Regions from separate parts of the Homo sapiens genome. Here region 1 is linked to region 2. The links are chromatin contacts, found by Hi-C or POLR2A ChIA-PET in ENCODE. All regions are on one chromosome and are shown on one strand. The core of a region is the stretch at or near the end of the contact, and the rest is flanking DNA. Distances in the headings are between cores, read along the strand shown.

Evidence for each region. A loop is a pair of places that touch in the nucleus more often than their neighbours do. ChIA-PET counts read pairs that join two places held with the same protein, here RNA polymerase II (POLR2A). Pooled maps may share reads with other maps.
Region 1: a map with no recorded cell type shows a loop between it and region 2 (19-fold over the local background). The contact joins the promoter of CDK11A here to the enhancer-like site in region 2. A Hi-C loop is called at or near these places in 11 of 168 maps with a recorded cell type or tissue (CD8-positive, alpha-beta T cell, Caco-2, GM18951 and 7 more), 5 of 37 single-sample maps with no recorded cell type and 19 of 50 pooled maps. POLR2A ChIA-PET finds 5 or more read pairs at or near these places in 9 of 52 experiments (CD4-positive, alpha-beta T cell, CD4-positive, alpha-beta memory T cell, activated CD4-positive, alpha-beta T cell and 5 more).

What each region holds. Positions count from the first base shown.
Region 1 is chr1:1,720,329-1,727,307 of GRCh38, reverse strand. CDK11A (cyclin dependent kinase 11A) reads left to right here and starts at 2,951. Exons shown (of 20, transcript NM_024011.4): 1 at 2,951-3,050; 2 at 4,477-4,600; 3 at 5,597-5,712. The coding sequence starts at 4,490. RefSeq lists enhancers at 2,019-2,858, 2,839-3,068.
Region 2 is chr1:1,675,389-1,680,163 of GRCh38, reverse strand. It overlaps SLC35E2B (solute carrier family 35 member E2B), which reads left to right. Exons shown (of 10, transcript NM_001290264.2): 3 at 3,318-3,786; 4 at 3,965-4,100; 5 at 4,574-4,701. The coding sequence starts at 3,465. Among named protein-coding and RNA genes, the nearest start is that of SLC35E2B, 15 kb to the left of the region's middle. RefSeq lists an enhancer at 2,110-2,159. Within about 2 kb of position 1,268, at least 15 of the 41 ENCODE cell types and tissues checked have a DNase peak (open chromatin) inside an H3K27ac peak, as active enhancers do; they include CD4-positive, alpha-beta T cell, CD8-positive, alpha-beta T cell and spleen, where a contact is called at or near this core.

The sequences.
Region 1 (6,979 bases), core at 1,702-4,201, 45 kb before region 2:
AGAGGCTCTTCACAGAAGTGGCTGGACCCAAAGTTCTGGTTGGGAAAGGCCTTTGTGGCAGCTCCTATCAAGCGCAAGTGCGAGGCCACCCCCTCCTCGTGGGCTCTGGGGTCGATTTTGTTAGGGTTTGACATGAGTGGCTGCATTTGGGTACTCAACAGATTTCACAAAGGAAGGGTAAACTGGAGATTTTTGGCCGGGCACGGTGGCTCATGACTATAATTCCAGCACTTTGGGAGGCTGGTGGGCAGATACTTTAGGTCAGGAGTTCAAGACCAGCCTGGCCAACATGGCAAAACCCTGTCGCTACTAAAAATACAAAAGTTAGCCAGGTGTGGTGGCGCACGCCTATAATCCCAGCTACTCGGGAGGCTGAGGCAGGAGAATCACTTGTACCCAGGAGACGGAGGCTGCAGTTACCCAAAATTGTGCCACTGCACTCCAGTCTGGGTGACACAGCGAGACTTTCTCTCAAAACAGAAAAAAAAAGGTGCTGTGGCTCACGCCTGTAATCCCAACCCTTTGGGAGGCCAAGGCAGGCAGATCACAAGGTCATGAGATCAAGACCATCCTGGCTAACACAGTGAAACCCCGTCTCAACTAAAAACACAAAAAAATTAGCCGGGCGTAGTGGTGGGCGCCTGTAGTCCCAGCTACTCGGGAGGCTGAGGCAGGAGAATCACTTGAACCTGGGAGGTGGAAGCTGCAGTTACCCAAAATTGTGTCACTCTACTCCAGCCTGGGTGACACAGTGAGACTTATTTCTCAAAAAAAAGGGCAGGGTGCTGTGGCTCACGCCTGTAATCCCAGCACTTTGGGAGGCCAAGGCAGGCAGATCACGAGGTCACGAGATCAAGACCATCCTGGCTAACACAGTGAAACCCGGTCTCAACTAAAAATACAAAAAATTAGCCGGGCATGGTGGCCCAGCTACTCTGGAGCCTAAGATGGGAGAATGGAGTGGAGGCGGGAGAATGGCGTGAACCCAGGAGGCGGAGCTTGCAATGAGCGGAGATCCCGCCACTGCCCTCCAGCCTGGGCCAGAGCGAGTCTCCCTATCAGAAAAAATAAAAATAGCTAGGCGCAGTGGCTCACGCCTGTAATCCCAGCACTCTGGGAGGCCAAGGCGGGCGAATCACAAGGTAAGGAGATCGAGACCATCCTGGCGAACACAGTGAAACCCCGTCTCTACTAAAAAAAATACAAAAAATTAGCCAGGCGCGGTGGCGGGTGCCTGTAGTCCCAGCTACTCGGCAGGCTGAGGCTCGCAGGATAATGGCGTTGAACCCGGGAGGTGGGGCTTGCAGTGAGCCGAGATTGCGCCACTGCACTCCAGCCTGGGCGACAGAGCAAGACTCCGTCTCAAAAAAAAATAAAAATAAAAAAATAGGGAGATTTCCCCAGTTACCAAGAACTCAGGAAGCAACATTAAGAGCTTGGGGGAGGCCAGGCGCGGTGGCTCACGCCTGTAATCCCAGCACTTTGGGAGGCAGAGGCAGGCTGATCACGAGGTCAGGAGATTGAGACCATCCTGGCTAACACGGTAAAACCCCGTCTCTACCGAAAATAAAAAAAAAATTAGCCGGGCATGGTGGCAGGCGCCTGTAGTCACAGGTACTCAGGAGCCTAATGCGGGCGAATGGAGTGGAGGCGGGAGAATGGCGTGAATCCGGGTGGCGGAGCTTCCAGTGACCCGAGATCGCGCCACTGCACTCCAGCCTGGGCAACAGAGCGAGACTCCGTCTCAAAAAAATAAAAATAAAAAAAGAGCTTGGGTACACAAAGCAAGCAGCATTTCATTCCGGGATGAAAAGAATTCCGATACCCATCGCCCTTCTTGGGCCCTTGTCAGTTTCTTGCCACATCTTTCATTTTCCCATTTCAGGCCCAGTAAATGCGGATGTTTATCTTCCATTGTTTGTTTCCTGAGATTCAGATGTCTAAAGCATTTTTCTGTGACTTTTCAAGGCAAGAGGAAAACCTGACATATGGAAAGGGAATTAATTGCTCGTTTTATCCTCTTCTCCTGCAATGCTCTGAATCCATGGGTTTGGAGTGGGGCCCTGGGAGTTGGGGGAAGCACCATACCCAGTGAGTCTGCACTTTGAGGACCCACTGCCAGTGTCAGCTTCAAAATCACATTGTAAAAGGCCCGGCGCGGTGGCTCACGCCTGTAATCCCAGCACTTTAGGAGGACGAAGCAGGCGGATCACTTGAGGTCAGGAGTTCGAGACCAGCCTGGCCAATATGGCGAAACCTCGTCTCTACCAAAAATATAAAAATTAGCCGGGCGTGGTGGCGCGGGCCTGTGGTTCCAGCTACTCGGGAGGCTGAGGCAGGAAAATTCCTTGAACCCGGGAGGAGGCTGCAGTGAGCCAAGACCACGCCACTGCACTCCAACCTGGGCGGCAGAGCAAGGCTCCGACTCAAAAGTAAATACATGAATAAATAAAATAAAATCACATCGTAAGAGCTCTCCCTGCTTTGTTTCTGAGTAAGGTTCAGAGTTAAATTCCGAGATCGGCCTTTACAAGACACACAGACCTGAGGCGCCTCACGAGGTAACCAGCAGGTAAATGGAGCGCGCTCCACCCACCCGCCACTAGGGGTCCCAGCGGTCAAGGGGGTGGAATGCGGGCGTCCATCGCGAAGGCATTCTGCTCGCAAGCCTTGGCACAGGCGCGGGCTTCGCTACCGGAAAAGTCCCGGTAGGATTCCGGAAGCCGGCCACGCGTTCCGCGCAGGCGCAAACTGCTCCAAAAGTCGGCGTCGCTCTGCTCGGCGCCCCGGCCCGCGCCGAAGTCGGAAGTGCAGCTCACGGCGCAGTTTCTTTTGGAGTCCTGGACCTGAGCAAGCGCTGTTTTATGCGTCATCATCCCGCGCAGACACAGGAAGTGCCGCACAGAGCGAGCCCCTGTCGTCTTGAGTTCTGGGCCAGAGGTCGGCTATTATATCATCATTAGGCGTCAACACAGGAAGTGAGGATACTTCTGGCGAGCGCCGGTTGCTGTTTCTTCTCAGGCTCAGGGACCGGCCGCGGCCCCGTAGGGGTGAGTTCCGACTGGGCGGACCAGGTGTGGGAGCGCGACGAGAACTGCGCACCGAGGTCTTTCTTCCGAGCAGGCCTCGGAGCGGGGCGGACCCGGGCCCGGGGGCGAGCGACACCCTCGCTTCCGCGGACAGTCTCATCCCGCACGGAACTTTGGGTGGTGGAGGCGGCGGGTCCAAACGCTGTCTGGAGCCAACGTCTGCCAGGCTGAACCTCAAGTGTGCGGGACTGAACCCGAGGAAATAGCCCAGTGCCCGGGTCAGGTGGCCTTGTTCGCGAGCACATCTCGGAGCATCTCCCCGGTCTCAAGGTGCAGCTGTCCAGTGTGCTAGTGGCTTCACGTAGTCCAAGCGGTCTTTCTAGCAGATTCTGACAGTAAAAGCAGTGTTTGATGAGTGGCAGGTCCTGAGTTAAGAGCCTTTAAACGGATGATCTTTAATCCGCGATCGATACTATCACGTAGGTGTTGTTATTCTGGTTGTACGGAAGACTGAACTGAGGTGAATTACGTTACCCAAGACCATACAAGAATGACAGAAACGAGACTTGATTTCAAGCGGTCATTTTTCAGAACCCATCACTCTTTTTTGTCGCCCATGCTGCAGCGCAGTGGCTGTTCACAAGCGCACTTCAGCCTGGAACTCCTGGGCTCAATCGGTCTCCCATCTCAGCTTGCAGAGTATATGGGACTACAGGCGCTCGCCACCTTGCCTGGCTTACAACTTATCATTCTTGTTTTTTTTTTTTTTTTTTTTTTTTTTTTTTTTTTTGAGACGGGGTCTTGCTGGAGTGCAGTGACGCGACCTCGGCTCACCGGAACCTCCGCCTTTCGGATTCAAGCGATTCTGCTGCCTCGGCCTCCCGAGTAGCTGGGATTACAGGCACCCGCCACCACGCCCAGCTAAGTTTTGTATTTTTAGTGGAGACAGGGTTTTCGCCGTGTTGGCCAGGCTGGTCTTGACCTCCCGACCTTGTGATCCACCCGCCTCAGCCTAGAGCTTACCTTTTTTTTTTTTTTTTTTTAACCAAGTCTTACTTTGTTATCTAGGCTGGAGTGCAGTGGCGCAGTCTTGGCTCATTGCAGCCTTGACCTCTCTGATTCAAGTGATCCTCCTGCCTCTAGCAGCCTCCTTCCTGTAGCTAGGAATACAGGCACGCGCCACCACACTGGGCTAACTTTTGTATTTTTTGTAGAGACGAGGTTTTGCCATGTTGCCCGGGCTGGTGTTGAACTCCGGAACTCCAGCGATCTGCTCGCCTCGGCCTCCCAAAGTGCTAGGGTTACCGTCTTGAGCCACTGCGCCGGGCACAACTTCTTATTCTTAATGAGGATTTATTCTGAATCCCTCAAAAGTGACTAGGTTCAAGTGTTCAGCACCATAGCTTGCTGTGTCCTGATGTAGGCTGAATTATTTTTCTTTTTGCAGTGTTTTAACTCAAATGGGTGATGAAAAGGACTCTTGGAAAGTGAAAACTTTAGATGAAATTCTTCAGGAAAAGAAACGAAGGAAGGAACAAGAGGAGAAAGCAGAGATAAAACGCTTAAAAAATGTAAGCCATATTTTTTTAAGTAAGTGGTTTTCTTAAAGGAGATTTAATTTCTTTGCCCTCATTTTTCCATTAGAACAACGCTTCTTCGGTGAAGTTCTTTTGTACTTCCAAATGTCGCAGGTGAGCCCAAAATGTATTCTAATATTCAGTTGACATTAAAGGCAGATTTAACACACTAAAGCTGTGTCTAGATTGAGCATACATGGAGAATAAAATACGTTGAATGTTAAGTCATTAGCAAAACTGGACTAATTTTTCTCGGTTCATTATTAGTATATTCATAATACTATCTCTAAGTATTTTTAATATAGTGGGAACTTGCCTTGAAATTAATATAAATATTTTACGTCTTTCTTGGTTTGCATGGTAATGTACTCAGGAAACCTTTTTAGTAATTTGGTAAGAGGCATTGGCAAAGTACCTCTTTTGCTAAGATTTGTAGCATCATTTGGGATGTTAGTGAGTACAGGCATACCTTGCACTTCACTTTATTATGCTTCACAGATATTGAAATTTTTCCAAATTAAAGGTTTGTAGCAACTCTGCTTTGAGTATTTTTCCAATAGCATGTGCTCACTTTGTTAGCTTTTTTTTTGTTTTTGAGACGGAATCTCGCACTGTCGCCCAGGGCCAGGTTCACACCATTCTCCTACCTCAGCTTCCTGAGTAGCTGGGACTACAGGGGCTCACCAACATGCCAAGCTAATTTTTTGTATTTTTAGTAGAGATGGGGTCTCTCCGTGTTAGCCAGGATGGTCTTAATGTCCTGACCTCGTGATCCACCCGCCTCGGCCTCCCAAAGTGCTGGGATTAACAAGCGTGAGCCACTGCACCTGGCCAAAAATTCTTTATATTTTATAACACTGGCTCATTCAGAGTACATGTGAAAGTTTGTTTTGGGATGTTGCCCAGGTTTGATTATCATTAAAAATACTTTTATCTATGAAGAAAAAAAAACTTATAAAGAAAATGATTAACTTTCTCTTTGCTTCTTAGTCTGATGACCGGGATTCCAAGCGGGATTCCCTTGAGGAGGGGGAGCTGAGAGATCACTGCATGGAGATCACAATAAGGAACTCCCCGTATAGAAGAGAAGACTCAATGGAAGACAGGTGAGCGGATGTACAGATGTGCAAGACCCAACTGTACACAGCCCTGGCCTGGCCAGTCCTTCCTAGGGTCACTGTGACAACTGTGTGCTATTGTAACTATTAAGGTTTACTCTTTCCTAGAGTTACCGTGACAGGGCGTGTTGTAGCTGTTGTACTACTGAGATTACTCTTTCCTAAGGTTACCGTGACAGGGTGTGCTGTTGTAACTATTGAGGTTTACTCTTTCCTAGGGCTACTGTGACGGGGTGTGCTGTTTTAACTATTGAGGTTTACTCTTCCCTAGGGTTACGTGACGGGGTGTGCTATTGTAACTATTAAGGTTTACTCTTTCCTAGGGTTACTGTGACAGTGTGCTCAGTGTGCTGTTGTAAATACTGAAGTGTACTCTTTTTTTTTTTGAGACGGTGTCTCAAGAGTCTTGCTCACCCAGGCTGGAGTGCAGTGGCGCCATCTCGGCTCACTGCAAGCTCCGCCTCCCTGGTTCACACCATTCTCCTGCCTCAGCCTCCTGGCTAACACGGTGAAACCCCGTCTCTACTAAAAATACAAAAAATTAGCCAGGATGGTCTCGATCTTCTGACCTGGTGATCCGTCCACCTCGGCCTCCCAAAATGCTGGGATTACAGGTGCGAGCCACGACCTAGGATTACTGTGACAGGGCATGCTGTTACAACTATTGAGGTTTACTCTTTCCTAGGGTTACTGGTGAAAGCCTGTCTCTACTACAAATACAAAAATTAGCCTGGCATGGTGGTGTACACCTGTAGTCCCAGCTACTCAGGAGGCTGAGGCAGGAGAATTGCTTGAATGTGGGAGGCAAAGGTTGCAGTGAGCCAAGATTGTGCCTCTGTATTCTACCCTGGGGGACATAGCAAGATTCTGTCTGAAAAAAATAATAAGTCCGGGTGCGATGGCTCATGCCTGTAATCCCAGCACTTTGGGAGGCTGAGGCGGGTGGATCATGAGGTCATGAGTTTCAGATCAGCCTGACCAATATGGTGAAACCCCGTCTCTACTAAAAATATAAAAATTAGCTGGGTGTGGTAGCGCACGCCTGTACTCCCAGCTACTCCGGAGGCTGAGGCAGGAGAATTGCTCGAACCTGGGACAGGAGGCAGAGGTTGCAGTGAGCCAAGATTGCGCCGCTGGACTCCAGCCTGGGCAACAGAGCGAGACTCCATCTCAAAAAAATAAATACAGGCCGGGCGTGGCGGCTCACACCTGTAATCCCAGCACTTTGGGAGGCTGAGGCGGGCAGATCACAAGG
Region 2 (4,775 bases), core at 19-2,518:
ATGCCCGGCTACATTAAAAAAAAATTTTTTTTTTTTGAGACGGAGTTTCACTCTTGTTGCCCAGGCTGGAGTACAACGGTGTGATCTCGGCTCACCGCAACCTCCGCCTCCCGGGTTCAAGCGATTCTCCTGCCTCAGCCTCCTGAGTAGCTGGGATTACAGGCATCCACTACGCCCGGCTAATTTTGTATTTTTAGTAGAGACGGGGTTTCTCCACGTTGGTCAGGCTGGTCTTGAACTCCTGACCTCATGATCCACCCTCCTCGGCCTCCCAAAGTGCTGGGATTACAGGTGTGAGCCATCGCGCCCAGCATTTTTTTTTTTTTTTTTTTTGACGGGAGTCTCGCTCTGTTGCTCAGGCTGGGGTGCAATGGCGCGATCTCAGCTCACTGCAAGCTCTGCCTTCCAGGTTCAAGTGATTCTCCTGCCTCAGCCTCCCGAGTAGCTGGGATTACAGGTGCCAGCCACCACACCCGGCTGATTTTTTTTTTGTACTTTTAGTAGAGACGGGGTTTTGCTGTGTTTGCCAGGCTGGTCATGAACTCCTGAGCTCAGGTGATCCGCCCACCTTGGCCTCCCAAAGTGCTGGGATTCCAGGTGTGAGCCACGGCGCCTGGCCCAGAACCTTAAGTTCTTGATGTACAGAGAACGGCAGCGTCAGTGAAGTGTGATTTCTGTTTTTTTGTTTCCACTAATTGTGAGCAAACATTAGGGTGGGGACTGGGCTGCTTGTGTGGGTCCCACAGGCTTCTTGGAGCACAGTGTCAGCAGAGAAGGGGAATGGGGGTCCTCATTGCGGGGAGCAGTTTTGCCTGGGATGCTGTGAGTTTCTCAGAGGGAAGCTAAGTGGACAGACTGTTCTGGCAAGAGGGAGATGCTTGCCTTTTGAATTCCAGGTTTGCCTCGACGTCAGGTGGGACGTGACTGGCGTCGTCTGCACACGCCCGAGCCCACGTGCTGTTCCTTGCTCCTGGAGGGGTTTCTTGAGCGTGGCCTCCTTGCCATGTAAATGAATTTGGTTTTAGAAACTCGCTGGTGGTGGCAGAGCCTGTGTAGCGGGTGCTGTGACAGCGTCCCCAGCCAGGGGGCAGCCTTCGAGGTGGGAGGGAGAGGTCAAGGGCCGTGAGGCCTAGTGAGGTGGGGAGTGAGATCCACGCCTGCCATGAGCTCCACCCCTGCCTTGCGGAGCCCTGTCGCGAGTGCTCTGTCCTTTTGCTCTGCCGCACCCTTTGTTGTTGGATTTTCACCTCAGGAAAGCCAGGTAGCTGCTCCACCCCCAGCCAGGGCCCATCAGTCCGGGAAACTGGCACAAAGTCTCCTAGCTCCCTGGCTCAGGGCCCAGCCAGTCCTAGCTCCAGGGAGGCTGCAGCCCATGGAGGTTTAGCTCCCAGCTTGTTGTCACCCCAGGCTAAGCAGTGGGACTGTGCTGCTGAACAGGAAGAAGGGAATGGTGTCTTTGTGGAGATCTGGCACTGTCAGTGGCCCGAGGAGTGGATGAGTCCTTTGTTATTCCGAGGCTGTGGGAACTGGTGGAGGGGTCGGCCTTCTCCTCACTGAGGCCTGGGGTGCCCTTGGAGGCAGCTGTCCTGGTGCACCGAGGGGTCAGGGCACACATGGGTGGCCTGGGAGCGTCTGGGTGGCACTGAGCTGGCGGTGTGATGGGCAGACGGGGAGACCTGGGTGCACAGACACACACAGCAGGGGGAGGGGAGGAGAGAGAGGAAGGCTGCAGAGGCCCTGGCATTGCCGCCACTGGGGAGAGGGCAGAAGCGCCTGTTCCCGGGTATGGGGAGGCCAAGTTTCAGGCACCTCTGAGCACTGCTGGGCAGGTGAGCTGGGGGAGAGGCCGGCCTGAGCACCCAGGCGAGGTCTTCATGGGGGAGGGGGTGGCGTGCGTCCCTCAGTGTGAACACAGAATATTTATGTATACATATGGCACGCACGCAAGTGCATAAACATAAACACAGAAGGAGGTCACGAATGAGGTGGGAACCCCAGTTTCCCGGGGGAGAAGTGAGACGAGGAGGGGTACTGGGTCGGGCAGCACGGCCGGCACCACACGCTCCCAGAGCGCCTTGGTGAGACAGGATGGGCGCCCCTTCAGATGCACAGCCTCCCCCGAAGCAGGAAGAGAAACCCAGGTGTGAGAAACAGGAAATCGGGCTGCCTGAGCGCTGGGATTGAGACCTGGGGGAGGTGGGGTCTCGGTGCTGCGGAGTCACAGTGGCGTCTGTGCAAAGCCCCAGCTGGGGGGATGATTCCCACTGGACCTCAGGAGGAAACGGCTGTTCTGACCTTCCTGGAGCTCGTGGGAAGGGAGGGGGTGTCTCGCCCCGAAGCCACAGTCGCCTGAGCGTGAAGCGGGTGTAAGTGTGGTTTTATACCACGGAGTCTGTCTAGAAAGTAGCATGGAACTTTAGGAGGCCGAGGTGGGCGGTTCACGAGGTCAGGAGATCGAGACCATCCTGGCTAACACGGTGAAAACCCGTCTCTACTAAAAAAAAAAAAATTACAAAAAATTAGCCGGACGTGGTGGCGGACGCCTGTCGTCCCAGCTACTCGGGAGCCTGAGGCAGGAGAATGGCGAGAACCCGGGAGGCGGAGCTTGCAGTGAGCCCAGATCACGCCTCTGCACTTCAGCCTGGGCGACAGAGCAATACTCCGTCTCAAAAAAAAAAAAAAAAAGGAAAAAGAAAGTAGCATGGAATTAGTCCTGGGCACCCGACAGCGGCAGCCACAAAGCCCATCGAGAAGGTGCAGCTGCCAGGCAGGGCGTGAAGGACCCACAGCCCCAGGTCTGCCAGGACGACAGTCAAGTGTGCCAGGAGACCGTCTCTCAAGAGCAAGGATCCGCCAACACGCGCAGAGAAAAACGGGATTCAATTGCTAAAAATCTTTGGACAGTGAACGATTGCATTTTCTTTTTTTCTTTTCTTGAGACAGAGTCTCACTCTGTCACTGAGGCTGGAGTGCAGTGGTATCATGTCGGCTCACTGCAACCTCCGTCTCCTGGGTTCAAGCAATTCTTCTGCCTCAGCCTCCCGAGTAGCTGGGATTACAGGCGCCGGCCACCATGCCCTGCTAGTTTTTATATTTTTAGTAGAGACGGGGTTTCGTCATGTTGGCCAGGGTGGTCTCGAACTCCTGACCTAAGGTGATCCACCTGCCTCGGCCTCCCAAAGTGCTGGGATTACAGGTGTGAGCCACCGTGCCCGGCCCAATTGCATTTTCAAAGTGATTTTAAATTGGTGGTTGAAACCTTTGAGGACATTAAATGTTCAAAACGGGTGATGTGTTTCCTTTTCTTAATATTTTAGCGTCTGCTTCTGCGCTTTGCCTGGGAGAGGCCCTGGTGGCCTCGTTCCTGGCGCCCGGAGTCCCTGCTGCGGCCCCACCCCCGGGCGGTCACGGTGACCCATGCTGCCCAGCCTGGAGGTAAAATCGTTCGTGGCTGTGGCTTCAGCATGTCGTCCTCGGTGAAAACCCCAGCACTGGAAGAGCTGGTTCCTGGCTCCGAAGAGAAGCCGAAAGGCAGGTCGCCTCTCAGCTGGGGCTCTCTGTTTGGTCACCGAAGTGAGAAGATTGTTTTTGCCAAGAGCGACGGCGGCACAGATGAGAACGTACTGACCGTCACCATCACGGAGACCACGGTCATCGAGTCAGACTTGGGTGTGTGGAGCTCGCGGGCGCTGCTCTACCTCACGCTGTGGTTCTTCTTCAGCTTCTGCACGCTCTTCCTCAACAAGTACATCCTGTCCCTGCTGGGAGGCGAGCCCAGCATGCTAGGTAGGCGGCGGCTCGGGCAGGGTGGAAGCCGGCCACCTGCCACCCCACAGGGAGCAGCCAGCAACCACCCGGGAGGGCCGGGGGAGCCCAGGTCAGGATGGGAGGCCGGGGGTGGAGCCCACTGCAGGCATGGGAGGGGTGATTCTCCCTCTTGTCTTCGGCCCCCTCCCTCCCGCAGGTGCGGTGCAGATGCTGTCCACCACGGTTATCGGGTGTGTGAAAACCCTCGTTCCTTGCTGTTTGTATCAGCACAAGGCCCGGCTTTCCTACCCACCCAACTTCCTTATGACGATGCTGTTTGTGGGTCTGATGAGGTAAAGAATCTCCTGGTTTTGGTTGAGTGTCTCTTTTTCTTTAAATGTAAAGTCCCTCTCGTTACTAGAGCGGGGACTCTGCTGGCTGGTGAGTTTTCAGTGCAGACTTTATAAAAGCACCAGGGCTGTCCAGATTTCAGGACACCAAATGAATGTGGCTTCGTGGCTCTCACTGCCACGTGTGTTCAGTCAGCTTCTTTCCGGGCTGGTGGTCTCAGGACAGGGTGCCTCCTTGTCTCTGGGACGTTTTCAAGGGGTGGCAGAAGTCACTTCCCATTGGACGCAGTGCCGTTTCCTGGGGGCTCGACCTAAAGCGTCACAGAAGCGGGTCCAGGCACCATGTTGGTGATGAGGAGGTGGGCGGAGAGGGGCCGACGTGCCAACCGAGCGAGCGAGCCCCTTGGAGAGCCTGCCCGGTGGGTGCAGGCAGACAGACTCGTTCTAAGGTGATGGTGCTTTTGGCTCATTTTTAGGTTTGCAACTGTGGTTTTGGGTTTGGTCAGCCTGAAAAATGTGGCGGTTTCGTTTGCTGAGACGGTGAAGAGCTCCGCCCCCATCTTCACGGTGATCATGTCTCGGATGATTCTGGGGGAGTACACAGGTGAGGCCCCCGGGCCCCGCCCCTCCGCCTGCGCCCCACCATCCCAGGCCTCCATCCGTGGTGCCCGTCTCTGC